Regions from separate parts of the Mus musculus genome. Here region 1 is linked to region 2. A link is a loop called in an ENCODE intact Hi-C map of the cell type or tissue named here. Cell type or tissue: heart. All regions are shown on one strand. Each heading gives the region's core, and the rest is flanking DNA. Links, peaks and the distances in the headings are about the cores only. Region 1 overlaps Ccser1 (coiled-coil serine rich 1). Region 2 holds the start of Ccser1 (coiled-coil serine rich 1).

Evidence for each region. Peaks named below come from ENCODE experiments on the same cell type or tissue, not always from the same donor. Only the 100,000 strongest peaks of a DNase experiment are listed, where the experiment ranks them.
Region 1: a loop joins it to region 2, with 3 times the contacts of the local background. A loop is called at or near these places in 10 of 42 quality-filtered maps.

What each region holds. Positions count from the first base shown.
Region 1 is chr6:61,298,271-61,306,613 of GRCm38, reverse strand. All of the region lies in intron 1 of Ccser1 (coiled-coil serine rich 1), which reads right to left. Among named protein-coding and RNA genes, the nearest start is that of A730020E08Rik, 120 kb to the right of the region's middle. In heart, for the core only: a CTCF peak has its summit at 4,792 (motif pointing right); no DNase peak of the experiment used is centred there.
Region 2 is chr6:61,176,159-61,184,501 of GRCm38, reverse strand. Ccser1 (coiled-coil serine rich 1) reads right to left here and starts at 4,177. Exons shown (of 11, transcript NM_183310.2): 1 at 3,849-4,177. It overlaps A730020E08Rik (RIKEN cDNA A730020E08 gene), which reads left to right and starts at 3,692. Exons shown (of 3, transcript NR_040287.1): 1 at 3,692-3,795; 2 at 4,441-4,518; 3 at 7,420-8,343. In heart, for the core only: no CTCF peak of the experiment used is centred there; a DNase peak (open chromatin) is centred at 4,211; H3K4me3 peaks cover 1,942 bases; H3K27ac peaks cover 1,171 bases; H3K27me3 peaks cover 684 bases.

The DNA of each region.
Region 1 (8,343 bases), core at 118-8,117, 120 kb before region 2:
GATTTTAAAACAATATCAAATTATTATTTGAAGATTTTGTGAAGAAAGCAGCAAAATTTGAGTCTTGTCCCAGCCCTATTATTTCTCAGAAGAGTTTTCAGAAAATGACCACAAAAAGACAAAATGACCAATCTCAAGAGAAAGTCTACTCTACTTGGGAAAACACAGGAAAGAAAATTCACAGACACAAATTGTTTATAAGTAACAACTTTCAACTTTCAATCATGCAGAAATAAATCATATGTAACAATCTCAAGGTACATACTTTGAGGAGGCTTCCCGGCAACTCTGTCTAATGATGCTGAGTCTACAGTACCGGCTGAGTGTCCAGGGTTTGGCTGGAAAGACATCTGCTCTAGGCAGTACAAGCTGTTTACTCAGCAACTTGTACTCTAACTATCATGTCACTTTCCTGTGAATGCACATTAAAGATGCTTTATTTAATCTCTCATGCAAAAGGGAAATCATGGAAGTATTTTGAACATATAATCATTCCTACAGCACAGACAATGGCTACTCTGTCAGTAGGATCAGGGAAGACACCAAGGGATCCACTACAAATGGTCTTCAGTCACAGAACAGGAGCAAGATTATGCATCCAGGCATGACAGGATCAGATATCATATCATGGAAAGTAAGCAGTTAACTAATAAAGTATTAAATTCATATGTAATTAGCCACTGTGAACATATTATCTTACTCTGAAGTAAAATAAAAATATAAATATTATTGCTTGCATAAGACACAAGTGCTTCTTAATGCGGTTTTCCCACAGGAATAGGTATATAAGTAAAGTCAGACTGCCCCAATTGGACTTTCATAGAATAATCCTATAGTCAAAGAGAAAGAATAGATCAAAAGTAACATAATAAGACAGTTACAACAAAAAGGGACAAACCTCTTCAAAGCAAGAGTTCTGGTAGACTCTGCGAAGCAGAGGAGATTCTTATCTGAATGACTGGGACATGTTTAGATACATATTTAGAAATAGTAAGATTGACACCATCACCATACATGATCATAACTCTTGGTTGTCTTCTAAGACAATAAAAATAGAAGACACAGATCAAAATGAGTTTTCACAGAGACTAGTAAGTTGTGAAACCAACAACAATCGTGTGTGTGTGTACGTGTACGTGTATGTGTATGCAAGGTTAAGACATAAACAAGAGCACATTCATGTTTAAACAATGTATAGTTCTTATACGGTATTTAAATGTGTGTGACAGCTAACGTGTTGGTGCTGTGAGCAGGGGTGACTCTCCTTCAACTTGGGATTTCCCCAAGTCCTCACCTGGACACAACCAGTTCATAGCTATTTTAGACTTCACATCTGCTTACCTAACCACAGCCACCATAGAAAGTGTGTCGGAAGCTGAGAGACTCAAGTGCCAGTGGGGCTGAGGTTAGTCTGACTGTCCACTGTCACTGAATAAATCATGACGTGAGCAATATGGCAAACATTATTTAACTAATCTCTCATAGAAACAGGCCATCCTTTATCTGAATGCTTGGGTATAATAATGTTTATGATTTTGCATTTTGAAATAGATGTATAGATGTAAGGAATGTCACGAATGGCACATAAAGAATAAAGTTAAAATCTATCCTTTATTCCACATACATTTTGTATACATAAACTGGGCATGACTTTCTATTGTATTTTCAGTGTACCTGTGCAGGGTCTGGCATGGCCTTGGTGGGGACAAATTGGCATGGTTCCTGTCCCTAGGAGAGGGCCAGCCAATGTGGACCTGCACAAGTGTTGATGACTGCTGTGGGCATAAGACTTGTTTGTACAATAGTGTACATATTTTCACATTCCTGTGAGGAAGGTCTTCTTTGTTAATGTTAATGACTTCATGATAATCTGAGATAGCATGAGTCCAGGAGGCAAAGGTGTGGCTAATGTCTCAGAAAATGGTAAAAGCTGGGATCTTCAGGACAGCCCTTAAGACTATGAAAAAGAACTCTAAAAGTATGAGTTAGAAATATATATAATTTCTCATCTATGCAAAAATAAGGATACATACAAATTATATAAGGAGCTTTATGAATCTAAAGGAAGAGAGTCAGCTGCATTGATGAGCCATCTTGTCAGAAAGATACAAAGGCAGGCAGATTCCAGCTTCAAGGTCAGCCTGGGACAGAGCAAGGTTAGGCCCAGGTGTGGTAGAATTGGTAATTTCAGGATTGAGTTCCATCCAGCTAGTTTAACGTCTGTGCTTAAGAGAGACAGGTAGATCTCTGAACTCATTTTTAATGTTAAAAGAAATCGTATACTTGCTGTTTTCTAAAAATTAAGGGGCCGGGCATGGGATGCTGACTCATAGGATAATAAAAAAAAAAAAAGGAAACCTGGAGTAAATAACTGGGTTGATATATAAAATAAAAAGCTGGGGCTTGGTCTGCATCAGATAAGCTAGCAGAAAGATGTAGCAGTTCTTCCTTAGAATTTTTCTCTGGTGAGAGCTAGATCTTGGAATACACAGCCCTAAATGAGATGTCGCCATTAAATCCTTCTCAGGGAACCCTGTGAGAGGAGGCAGAAGGACTGTAGGAGCCAGAGGGGGGACAGAGGATACCTGGAGAACAAGAACCTCTAAAACGTGTTCTCAAGCTGTGGGCCCTACTCTTTTATGGGGTTGAATGACCTTTCACAGGGTTGCCTAAAACCATCAGAAAACACAGATAGCTCCATTATGATCCATAACAGTAGCAAAATTACAGTTATGAAGTAGAATCAAATAGTTTTATGGTTGGAGCTCACCATAGCATGGGGAACAAAGGGTCAAAGGATTGCAGCATTAGGAAGGTTGGGGACCTCCGCTCTAAAACAACTAACAAAGATATGAACTCACAGACTGAAGCGGCAACATGGTTGTGCATGGTTCTGCACCAGGTCCTCTGCAGACACACTATAGCCTTCAGTTTACTGCTTTTATGGGACCCCTGAATGTGAGAACAAGTAAGTGCTGACTCTTGTGCCTTCTCTTGGGAGACTTTTATTTTTCTGGATGACTTTCTTGTCCAATTTCAATATGATTGTTTTTGTTTTATCTTGCTCTATTTTATTTTGTAATGTTTTATTGTTATCTCTGAGACACCTGTTCCGTTCTAATGAGAGACTTAAAGGGAGCAGATCCAGGTAGGAGAGGAACTGGGGAGGAACTGGGAGGAGTAGAGGGAAGGAAAACTGTATTCAGATTATATTGTATGAGAAAAGAATCTATGCTTAATAAAAGAGGGGAATAAGGAGGTCGCAAGTCACACTGACAGCACCATTTAGAGATTTTTTTTTTTAATGTGAAACAAAAAGCCCTCCAGAGCTCAGCATTATGGGAGAACAGGACAAGTCGGCATAAGGTGCGCGCCACGAGATTCAGGGTACGCGCAACAGTGAAACTTCAAACAGTGCTGATGTCCAGCGGCAAAAGAGATTTATTGTAGAAAGTAACAGACAAAGCTTACACAGACTAGTTGAAAATATGAAGTAACATAGGAAAGTTTTCCAGACCATTGCGTTTTATAATCAAGATCCTAAATGATAGTCTAAATATATTTATGTCAGCTGTATGTTTTAGGAAATACTATGCCAAATAAATATATTGAACATTCATACATGCATAAAAACATGTGGGAATGTCTGGGAAGATGCACTTCTAACCATTCGCTGTGTTTATGCCTAATATGGACTATTACTTCAGCTGTTGTCAATGGAGACATCTGCGATATGTGTAATAAGATCTTAATAATGGAAATACACTCATAAATTTGATTTGAGGTTAGAGGTAAGAGAATAAGAGAGTCTAGTAATACAGAATAATGTAGTCTAATAAGAGTCAGAATATGGAAGAATATACACATGTTCGTGTAAAATGAATAAAAATCATTCAAAATAAATAAAAAAACGTGTGGGGCACAAAACCAGATAACAGTGGTTGTTTCTGCAAGGAGCAGGAGAATGGGTGTGGGAAAAGCCTGGGAACTGAGGCAAAACACAAGAAATCCCTGGAGGGTTATACTTTTCAAATGTTAATATTCCAAAGTAAAATATTTTTTAAAAAAATAAAACATGTTAGGAATTTTTAAACCATCCATTACTTTTGAACTATATTTAATTGGAAATTTTTATATTTTAGTGATTTTCAGTCTAAAGTTAATCTGTGAGGTTGAAGGTTCTCTGATGGTTACAGTTCAATTTAACTTCCTAATTAAAGCTATTTCCTTTATCTTCTGCCATACTGTACTTACTCCTCGGTAATCAGAGGGACAAAGTGATTCAGTCCAAGATTCCTGCCAGCTTTGAGGTTCGAAAACCTCCATATCACTACTATGACCAGACCGTCGCCGGCTATTTGTCACCTGCTGCTCATAAGTAGGAGCAATGAGGTATGGGGGAAGAGGTAGCTCTCTGGCTCTCCTTTTGTGAGATAAGTTGAGATGCTTCAGCTGGTAAAGGCACTTGCTATTCAGATTTGACAACCTAGTTCAAGCCTCAGGACCTTTGACCTCCATGGGTGCATCAGGGCACACATATGCCCCCAGACATACTCATATCTCCCACACCCACGAAATAATAGCAATAAATTGTAGCAATTTAAAAATAAAATGTTATTTTTAACTCAACCTTTAATGGATGATAATCCAACTAGATGCCAACTAATAATATATATCCGAAGTGTACGAGCCTCATCAATATCTAAAACTGCTGTTCACTTAACAATGAAATAACTGCATTTGCTTTAAAGTTTACTTCAGAAAAAAACCACTTGCAGTTGCACATAGTGATCAGCAGAGGGCACAAAAGCCTGTCTTTTGATTTACAAAAGAATGGTTCTTTTTAAAACTAATATTCAAATAAACCTAATAAAACTAATTTAATGGGCATTTAATTATCAAAAATATCCTAATATATTTAAATGGTAAAGTATTATGTTAAAATATTATTTTCAATGTAATTTTTGTTTATACAAATGGTGTCTGATAAAACAAAACCTTTGTAAATAAAAGAAATCTTTAACTCTTAACTAGAAAGTTTAGGAAGAGCTAAAATGCTAAGAAAGAAAGACCTTTTAATCTAGAAACAAGTGTAGGACTTATGCTGGCCGTGCTTTCTATGCTGTAATCCCAGAATTAGGAAGGCTAAGACAGGAGAACAGATGTGCATTCAAGAACAAACTGGGACACACAGTGAGACCTAGTCTCAAAAAACTAAAATACAGTTAGAGGTATATAACTTACTCGAAGAAAAAGAATTTTTAATAATGAAATATGATGGAGGGCATTAATTAAGTTGGTGGTGGCTACGCTAAGCATGTGTAATCAGAGGTGTGTGTTTTTTGTGTAGTCATCACTGCAGGCAGTAGATGATGTGATATGTAACAGAGACTCTCACCCTGTGGCCGTGGGAAAACACAAATGTTAGAGGAGTCAAAGTGGAAGTGAGCGGTACTGCGGAGGAAGGAAAAATGAAATCCCTAACCTTCAGCCCACTCATCCGTGGTTGGGGTTGTGAACACTGCTTTTGTGTGGCTACCATGTGAGTTCACTTCCGCTCTGTCATGGGTTGACATGGCAAGCCTGTGCTGTCAGGCTCATTTAAAAATAATTACAGACTCTTTCAACATGTATCTCAATTTATCATTATCCACTTTCACCAAAGCCCATGTTTCACAGTGTGCATGGTAAGCACTGTTCTGGGATTGTGTATCTTCATATGATTAGAGAATCAGCAGGAACAACTCTGTGGTTGGCTCTGAGTCATGAAAACACATGCACAGAACTTTTGGGAAGTACCTGTTCATACACACGTACATGTCACATACGTGTCTCCATACCGCTTCTTTCTAGCTCAAATACAACTTGCTTTCATCGTGTCTCATGCATATAAGAAGGTGCTCTATAAGTGGTTACTACTAACACTCAAAGGCATGTCTTAGAAAAAAAGGTAAGAACAGCAGGAGTTGGCAGAGGGACAGCAGCAGCAGAGAGGCTGTCTCCTGGTAAACTGCAAAATCAGAAGCTTGCCTGTGCATCCAAGGGGGAAGCTTGGATCCAACTTGTTACACAGAAATGTCTGAGTGACATTTTCCCAGCACACACAAACAGCTTTATGTATTGGCAAATGATTTTTTAAAAATGGGGCTACTCTTTTACAGGCAATGGAAGAAAGTAATATTCAGTCTATTCAACCTGCTCCAGTCATGGAGGAGGACCAACAAGAAAGGAAACACAGCCCATGACAGTGATGTGCTTTGTACAACCAGAGGGATGAGATCCAAGGTGCTGAGTGTGAAGGTGATGTGGGCATGAGCAGAATGGAAGCAATCTTCTGGAAGAGGCAAAAACAAGTGCAGAATCTCTAGGTAAGCATGCTCTGCCCAAAAACCGAACACAGACCAGGCAGTCTGAAAGTGACAGAAGAAGAATGCTGTAGGACATCAAAAAAAGCCATTCGAGAGCTAAATGAGTCTACCTCTTCTTAGAGGAATAGCCAAGCTGCTGGCAAACCATTGCTGTTATTGTTGAAAGAAGATAACAGGGTCTGGCTCAGAGAATCACATGGCAGGATAAGGAGCTTGATTTATTTTGGGGAGACCAGCAACAAGAATGTTGGGGTGAAAACTGGAAGTCCATCACAGAGAAGAGCCTAAAAAAATCCCCAGGGTTACTTTGTTAGATTGTTTTGTTATTTTGTTGCTGTTGGTTTGTTGTTGCTCTAGCTGGTAAAGAAGTGCTGCTAACATCAGCATGGCATGGCAACTCAAGAAAAATATGAATTAAAAGGTTACTCATTACAGCGCTGTATTAATTGGGAAACACACCACTGCATCCTCACTGCGCCATCTGTGTTCTTCAGTCTCCTATGTGGCAGGGTCAGTGGCAACCAGTGGAAAGTGGTTTGCGGCACTTTGTGTCTTCAGTACTGAGATAGGGTGCTTAAACCAAGTAGCTTCTCCACAATTTCTCAGGTTTTATAAACTTTCCATAAGAGCATTAAGTAGATTTCATTTCACAAAAAGAAATACCAAAACTCCAACATCCAGTCATTTACTTAATAAAGGTAGAAATTTTACACAACTATCAAAAAAGTAGCTAATACGCTGTACTTCTAAATAATAACACTGAAAACACTGAGTGTCTGCTTTGGCTGACCCAGTTTTCAGAATTTTTATTAATGGAAGAACCCTAAGTGGCGTTTTGGATTTCAGCCCAATAGCAGTATTGGCTCTCTTATATGCTGGAACAAATGTCAACGTATAAATGTCTTCTTGGTAATCAATGAAGCTGTTGTAAAATCAAGCCAGTCGTCCATGCCACTGGAGTACCATCTAGTAATTACAACAGCAGCACATGTTGCTGCAACGACCAGAAGTACATCTCTCCCATGCTACAGAAGACTTCTCTGTAGCGGTCAAGAAATCAAGTCATAAAGGGAGACCCTGGGTGTCTCCAAAAATATTTGTATGAAATAGAATGTTTGGAAATATTACAAGGTTTTAGTGAGTGAGGATCTGTTCCAAACATACAGAAAATTAAAAGGAAATTTAGTCTTTTTTTTCTTCCACTCAATAAATTTATTACCTGAATGACCAAAGTAATAAGAATGAAACTAAATGTAAGTTATAGCGTAGTCTTGACAATATATAATTCAAGGATAGTTCTGAGAAGAAAAAGAAAACGGTACATGGTTTGATCATGCTTTGTTGAGTAATTGATTCCATTTAGTAAGCATTGATTGAAAAGCAGGCATTCTGTTTGCGGCAGAAGATCAAAGATACCTTTCTCTTCTGTTTGTGTCTTGCTGTTTCCACAGCCTCATGCCGGGCCAGTTGGTAAGCTTGGTGGTTTCTTTAGGATTGTACTACCGCTGCCCGGTGTCTTCTTGCTGAAAGCACTAAACTATGCTGAAAGGCTGGTTCAGACCTGGTGTCTGCCTGCAGAGGACTGCTCTGCAGCTCCTGAGTCATAGTGGGTGCCTGAACTGCTGCTATCCAAGAAGATTAAGCTCACCCTAAAGAACTATTGCTGAGCAAATCCACTTCCCCCACATCCTAATCTTTTCTCTTCCACCACCTCTGCTGGACTAGAGGAGAAGTTGAACCCTTATTAAAAGTAAGATGCAAAAAGTGTATGTTTACAAATATATCTATATTAAAATCCCATTAACGTTAATTAAACTTATAAAATTTCACTTTGCATAAGAAATCAAATATATCTTTAAATGTTATGCTAATTATTTTTTCATGTTAATTTTTACTGATAGATGTTATATTTATAAGGGAAGCATCTACTAGGGGAATTGAAAAGTTAGGCACACTAAAGAATAGTTTACTGAAT
Region 2 (8,343 bases), core at 52-8,051:
TTCATTTCCAGTCACTAAGAAGAAATATTTTTAACATTTTCAATATCATATGGACGATGTTTATAAACACAGATAACCAACATCACTTTTCCTTTTAATGTATTACACAGGCAAACAGTTTTTTAAAAAATAATATTTTGTGGTTTACTGAAGTTGCAGATGGCTGGTTTTATGACTTCATATTGACCTTTATCTTCAAAATAAAGCATGTTTCTCCCATGGATGTTTTCACTTGGCCTCTCCTTGTTCCTCCTGCTTCTTCCCTCAGCCCACATTTCATTATTTATTGTTAACTGACACCCTGCATAGTAAAGATCACATGGCTGATAAAGGCTCATGTCATTTATATAAAGCTAGTAGGTTTTGTCAGTACCCAGTAGGGAAATCACACAGAAGCTGTCAGTCATATAGTAGCCAAGGATACATTATCAAAATGATACACCTGTGACATCCAATCCAAAACCACACTGCAAAGAGATCAGCTGACAGAGAGACGGGCTGATCTATGCCTGGCTGGGCTGGATATCACTCCACTCACGCATGATTATGAAGTCTGATTTAAGAGGCTTTTCCTTGGTGAGGGCATATCCATGCACTGTCAAAACATAGAGAGATGTGAAAATCTTTTAATTCAGCTAATCTGAAAGTAATTCCATTTGGTTATTGAAAGTCACATGTCGTGTTTGTATAATTTCTTTACTGTCACTATAATATACTTCTGTGCTGTCATCTTAAACAGGCAGGCTTCAAGTCAACTCTACTTTTATGCTTGTAAAATGAAAAAATGCATTTTTAACATTCATTGTTTCTATAAAAATTCTCACTCACTTCATATACAGCCATTACATATAGACTGTATCTTCGCAAAAGACTGTCAGGGTTTATTTTGTACCATAAAAATTACTGCACACACACAGACACACACACACACAAGTATAGAATACTGATAGGTCATGCTACTGTTAGTAATACAATTTCCTGCTAAGATATAGCCAAATGATCTTTGAAAGTGTTCCTACTATTCTGAAAACTTCCCCACAGGCTGAAAATCATTGCACTGTATTCATGGCAAGCCATGTAAAGGTGGCCAAAGTGTCATTTCGCTACATGTAAGAACTTGAGATAAAATCTAATCTATCCAACAAATCTACCAAATGAATATGAGTAAATAAATTATTTAGTGGATATGCATATACAGGATAATAAAATGTTATACATTCTATCAATGTTCATCAGCACTGTTGTCCTACACCTTATCTCTTCTTTAGGGAAGAGACCCAAGATGTTAAAGTAAGGAATTAGTTACCACCCTAACATAAAGAGGTGGTGTGCCACAGGCTTTCTGCTGTGCCTTAATGTGATGTGGAGACATGTAAACATCCAGCACCATTTCCCTACAAGTACTTCACTATTGTAGAAGTTAAAAAATAAACTACTTATTATAAAACATACAGATTTAGCCAGTCAAGGTGCAGAAATACTGACCACAAACTCCAAGAAGAGAAGTCATAAAACGTTTTACATCAGAACAGGCCCAACTGGCCCAATATTTAACGATATCTAAATCTATTGCAAAGCAAACTTATCTTCCATGTCATCGTTACTGTTCTCTACGCCAGATTTGCATCTTAGATCTTGTAGGTCTTGTTATCCACAACCTACTAATCTTACGAGCCCTTTAATAAAAGACAAAGTCTCACCTACCTACTGATGTTTTTCAGACAAAATATAGTACTAAATGTTACTGCCACTCTCTGAGCCCCTGGACTCCTCACTAGACCTGTAATCCCATGCTATCATGGGCTGTTAACTCTGTCTTTAAGTATTCACCTCAGATTCCTTCAAACTGCCCATGTGTTCCTGAAGAGTAGAGTATATAGAAAGAAGTCCCTGTGTGTCTCAAAACTGTCTAGACATCCCACTACTCAAGACAGGCCTTTACTATGAGTATTATGATGAACAATAAAGTATGATAGAAAAGCAAATTACTACTGTAAGGTCATAAATGTTTCATTTTCTACTTCTGGAATTTAATGTCAACTAACATAGTACTAGAAAAAACTTTAAAATAAGAAACAATAACCAATTCCAATGACATTAAGAATATTCCATAAATATGACTTCCAGTATCACAGTAATGGAACTATATCTATGTGGTGTGGTCAGAGTCCCACAAGACACTCCAGCATTGCAAATGCACATTGAACTAGCAGTAATTCATAGACAATAGATGGTGATAGATAGATAATATATACATGTATCTATATATGTTCATATATGCATATGTAATCAAACTCTTAACTCTATTCAAATGAACGAACTGGTAGGGAAAGCTCTTTAACCTGGGGCTTACCACACATACATTTTTTTTTAAATCAAAACAGTTCTGGTCAGTCTCTTTAATTAAATGAGGTGAAGACAAATCACTCTAATAATAGGTTGATGCTTTGTGTGTGTGTGTGTGTGTGTGTGTGTGTGTGTGAGTGAGTGAGAGAGAGAGAGAGAGAGAGAGAGAGAGAGAGAGACTACCAAAGGTGCAGTCATATGTAATATGGAATTTCAGTCTGATTTTTAAAACAAAAAAATTATATATGGCAGTCTCAAGGAGAATTCAGCTTAAAATTAATTGAAGCAATGTTCCACTGTCACAGTCCAGTCAGCAGTTATATAGAAACACAGTTTGCTTCTTCAAAGGACATAATAAATTTGCTAAGGTACTCTGGTAGACACTGACCCAACTTACATCTAAGCTTCAAATTATGACCCTGTAATTGGCACTTGTTTAAAGAAAGCACAAAGGGAAACCAAAACAAACTAATTATTCTATAGCCTAGATGAAGAGTACTCTAGGTTGTCCCCAGTAACTAGATTTAAAGAGTCGGTGTCGACATAAACTCACATAGCAACATTCTCCCAGGGGCTTTGAATAACATCTCTTCGTGTAAAATAGGTGAACATTCTTTGAACAGCCCTCATGGGAAGGGAAGAATGGAGGGTGTGTGTTTCATTTCAGAAGAAAAGTGCTCAACTGCAATGGTTTGACCAGTGAAAGCTGCTGAAAGCAAGCAGGTTTTCTGTCCTGTGGTCTTAGTGGGGACCTGAAGAGGTAGCAGGAACAGACAGCTAGGACTCTCAGAAATGGCAGAGCAGGGGTTCATGACCTCCAAGAAGCACTTCTACCTGTACACACCGGAGTCTACTTCAGACTTCCTTCTTTCGTTTTACAGAGCAGGTTCCAGAAGGGGGGAAAAAAAAAGCAGAATTGCAGAATTGCTTCCAGTTCCAAGCAGGAGGGGCTCAGCGTACACAGAAGGGAACCCCACAACTCTGCCATAAATAGCCTTTCTTCTCACTCGGGATACTAGCCCCTTTGCATCAGCAAGGCACAGCCTCCTCTCAGAAGCACCATTCACAAATCCCTCGGTCGCCCCTTCGCGCACGCTCCCTAGGCGCTGGCACCGTGTGCGCGAGTCCCTAAGATTCAAGCCCAAAGGTGAGGGGCCTGACAGCCACCTGCTGTCAGCGCGGGGTTCACTTTCCGGCCGGGTGACCCGGCGCGAGAACACACGCAGGAGCACCCCACGCCCGCATCCCGCGATCCCGGGGTGCGCCACAAAGCAATCCGTCCACTCTACGTGGCGGGCTCCGGAGGCAGGGGCGGTCGGCGTGGAGCTCCCGCCTGCCCCACCGCACCGCCCCCGCCCCCGCTCCGCAACCGGAGCTCGCGCCAACTCTGCGACCGAGACCCCCGGATTGCAGGAGCGGGCCACGCCGCGCAGTGCCCACGCCCGCCAGGCGAGTCCCCCCCAACCCCCCGCTGGGCCGACGGCCGAGCCGGGGAGAGTCACCTGGTCGCGCTCAGTCCAGGCCCCACGCGAGTCCTCTGCACCGCGTCGCTACCTTGGAGCTGCGGGCTGGTCCCGACGCGGCGTCCACTCCGGCTCGGCCGCTGTCTTCAGCACTCCTCCTGCCGCTCCCGCCTGCGCCACCGCGGCTGCTCCGCCAGAGCTTCGCAGTCAGTCATTCTGAGCGAGGATGGGAGCGGGCGGGGCGCGCGGCGGCCGCGGGTGGGCGGCGGTGTGCGCAGCGGGGCCGCGGGGCGGCTGCAGCGAGCGCCTCCCGGGCAGGCCGCGCTCCCGGCGGCAGGAGGCGGCGCCGCGGCCTCGGAGCGGGTGACAGTGTCGGGCCGGGCGGGGGCAGCCCGAGGGCGGCGTCGGCCAACCGCGTCGCTGGCTTCCGCGCACGCAGCCTGGCGCGGCGACACGCGCACACCCGCGGCCGAATCGGGGGAGGGAGCGGAGCCCGCCGAGCGCCAGATCCCCGCGCCCTGCGAGTCGCCAGGGCAGTAAGGGGCACGCGCGGTGGGACGCTGAAGAATGGGACAGCGCTGCGCCTGGGCTCTCTGTGACAGAGATATTGTCTTTCCCTTCCTGGAGATAGGAGTTATTGCAGTATTCTGTCTGGGTCTTTCCGTGTCATCCGCCCCACGATCGTCTTGACAACTCTGTAGCTAACAAGGTAACAAGGACCCGGCCTCCTTCCCTTTAAACAGGTCACGCCTCCCAGTAACCGTTTGTGGCAGTGATTGTAAGAATGGAAACCTTGGGATTGGCTGGGAGTGGACTCCTCTGCCTACTCTTGCGGTCCTCAGTAGCAACCCAGAGTCCGGAACCAGCTTGACACCATTAGACTGGTGACCTCTTGAAGAAAATGTATCTCTTCAGAGATGGAAATATTTCTGATGCTTGGTGCAGTTGTTTACCTAATTCATTTTCCTGTGATCCTGTCTCCCCTTGCACTGCATCATTTCCTTTAAGGTTGTACTGGGACCTGAACAATTTCCCATTCGTCCTCTTCTTCATCCCCATTCCTTCTATTTATGCCTTTAGCAGACAATACAACACATGGAAACCATTTAACTCTCGCAGAAACATTTAACCCATTCTGCTAGAATATAGGACCATTTCGAGGTACATAATATGTTCCTAAGGTCATACATTAGAGTTCTTACTGGCACATTTTAGAAGCTTCTTTCTCAAAGTTTAAGTTCTTCATGCCTGGTGTACTACTTTGTTTGGAAGCAGCCAGCATGCGTGCGAAAGTCTAACAGCCTACGCTCCAAGTACGTGTGCATATTTGTATGCATCTTCTGGTTAATCTGTCTGACTCCTGCGAAGTGGCTGTGGAGGTCGGATGTACAAGAAGTATACCTTTTGAATGAATATGATTATGATTGTTATATGTTCTTCTGTGAGAGTATCTCTGCTATATGTTTTATTATTATTATTTATTATTATATAACAAAGCAAGACACTCAGAAGGGGAGGTGTTTGCAAAGTTGATGCTGCATTTTTCTTCTTGTGTGGGTTATGGCAAGTGCATATTTAGCATTCGTCAACATGCACGTGTGAGGATTTGTGTTTCTTTGATGTCTGTGTTCATATGTGTGGCTGAAAATATGTGCATTTCATACCTCTCTGTGCGTACTCTCTGCCCACCTTGTTGAAACCTGATGCCTTCAGTTCTAGGTACTCAGGCTAGAGCACATAGAAGTTTCAAGGGATTCTCTGTGGTGAAAGGCCCAGGGTTATGTGTGTTATCACACCCATGGGGAGGGGGAGTGTCCTGGAGGTCCCCAGGTCAGTATAGGGTCAGTACAGGTCCTCACCCTTGCGCAACCAGCACCAGCCACTGAGCCATCTTCCCAGCCTCAAGCCTTTTAATTTACCTTTCTCCAGTAAATGTTGCCATACCCAACTCTCCCATGGCTCCTGCAATGAGTCTGTTAAGAGTTGTTCGGACATATCAAGACGCATAAAGAAAGGACACAGCCAGGATGTTCACACTGCTTCCTGTCCTTCCTCAGAGCTTTAGACAATTGTTAATAGGCTGACCTAAAACCCTCTCCAATGCCACGTCTCTTTTCTTTCACGGTGTAAGAGAGCCTTACAACCTGATCACTTTTAGGAATGGGCAAGGACTTTTAAAAAAAAAATCTGAAAATACTCGAAGCCATGGATGGAAAAGTTACGAAAGTTTGCACCACAGTCTTCAGTAGGAGAAATCTGTGGTTACTGCAAAAGGCAATTTTGAAAAGAAGTTATTTCTAAACATTTTCAGCTCATGAGTTACAAGCTGTAAAGAGACATTTTTAAAAGTTCTGTTCATTTTTTGAAGGACAGTGCTTGATGATGCTGGCTAGGTTCTGACCATTTAGTGGACTTGGTACTGTTTATTTCATTATGGTCAGTAGTCATTATTACTCTATAATACATACTTCAAAATTATAGGAGATATTCCAGGGCATTTTGGTAACCACAACTGACAGCAGTTTTCACACTCACAAATTGCATTCCTAATTGGTGAGAACCATGGCAATCTGTCAGTTGTTGTTTTCATTAAGACACAAAAGCTAACATTTCCTTATTTTATGAAATTTTCCCAAATAAAGATTTGAATTCATATGCACTGGACTAAAAAACAAATGGAATATGTGCCCGAAAACAGACTTCTGAAAAGTGGATTCATTTTCATTATTTTTTATTTTTCTTAAAAAAACAAAAAACAAAAAACCCCTCCATGCTAGAAGCCTCGTTTATGAATTCTAATGGACACTTGAGGAAGTTAGTAAATGAATTATTCTCTTTTAAGATTGCTTCATCTTTCAAGTGGAATTTCCCAGTTGCAGTGCGTTCAACGCGATAATTTTTGTTGTGATAGAAAAACAGAAAGTTAATGACTCCTTCCAGTTTGTTCCTTTTCATCTCTTATGTGCGTGCTGCTGTTAGGTTCCCAAGTGTATCTAACTGGCACGTTGAATGAAGATTTGGCATCGCAGCCTTTGATGAAAGCAGAAAAATTAGGTTGCCAGTTACATATGTGCTCCTTATGTGCACTGCATTCCCACCAGTAATGAGCCAAATTAGGCATTCCTAAGTAGCACCGCTAAAACCTAGAAGTGGGGTTCAGAAAAGATAATAGAGGTTTTTTTTTCTTTCTTTCCTACCCAGTTACTAGCTATAAAATAATTTAGAAACTGAATTAACTTTTCTATATTTACAAAACTATGTAGATAAAGAACTGGTGACATGGGTGAGTAGCCAAATGCTCTCTACCTGGCGTAAGAGTTTGAGTTTCATCCCCATCATCCCCATAAAAGCCAGGAACAGACAGCAATGCACACCTGTAATCCTGCTGCTGAAGAGGGAAAGACAAAAGGACCTTAGGGCTTGCTGGTCAGCCTGTCTAGGGAAATCTTTGAGCTGTGGTTCAGTAAGGGACCCTGTCTCAAAAAAAAAAAATGGTGAAAAGTGAATGAGGGAGACACCTAGTATTAACCTCTGGCCTCCACATGCACACAGACACATGCACACCCCAAAATTTAAAGAATTTTGCATCTCTTTCTTTAATCTTTCCTAGGTGTTGCTCTTTATGATGGCTGCTATCCCGTGAAAGCTGCCAATGGGTAACTGAGGAGAAGAGAAGCAATTCATGCCGAGCAGGACTGGATGAGAAATTGGATCAAGATTGACTCAGCTGCAATTCTGGGTCCAGAAAACACCAAATATGTAGTCTTGATGTGGAAGCACATTGATTGTGATAATCATCCAGATAATAAGGCACAGAAGACAAGAAAAATTATTTTTTTCCTAAGCATACTTGTGATAACTCTTGCTTAGTAATGTGTGTGTATATGTGAAAAGGCAGAGAAAAGGGAAGAGAGACAGGAAGAGAGAGGGGGAGGTAATTACCATGTTTGATTAATTTAGTTTATCTGATCACAATATTTTTTTTAATTTACCAAATTAGTGAGTTAATCTTTTAATGTTATCTATTTCCAAAAAACTGGGCTTTGAGTTTCCTATTGTATATGGTCCTAGCACCTACATAGTAATACATATTTCATTCAAACAGACAGTTGTTGACACACTGAAAAGCATCATCTAAATTATCCCTAAGAACAGTATCTTGATAAAATTTGAAAGTAACCTAAACATATGTATAGGTATAAATATAGCAATAGCAAGAATAAAACTGAAAAGAGAACATATTTGTACTACTTGAATATATAATAAGCAAACAACACTAATAAGAGTCTAAGCCACATTATACCAGTACTCTGGGAAGCTGGAAACTGGTTTTACCATCTGTCAGCTTCTATACTGGCAGCATCACAAATGAGACCTCTTTTGAACAAAACATCACAGCAGGAGCCACAGACATGTGAATTGTAATTAACACGTGAAAATGCATTTCATAGCTTTTGTCATTTATAGAAAACATATTGTGAATTTTTGATTTATAAAATTATATCAAATGTAAGCCATTTTAATTTTCCAAACT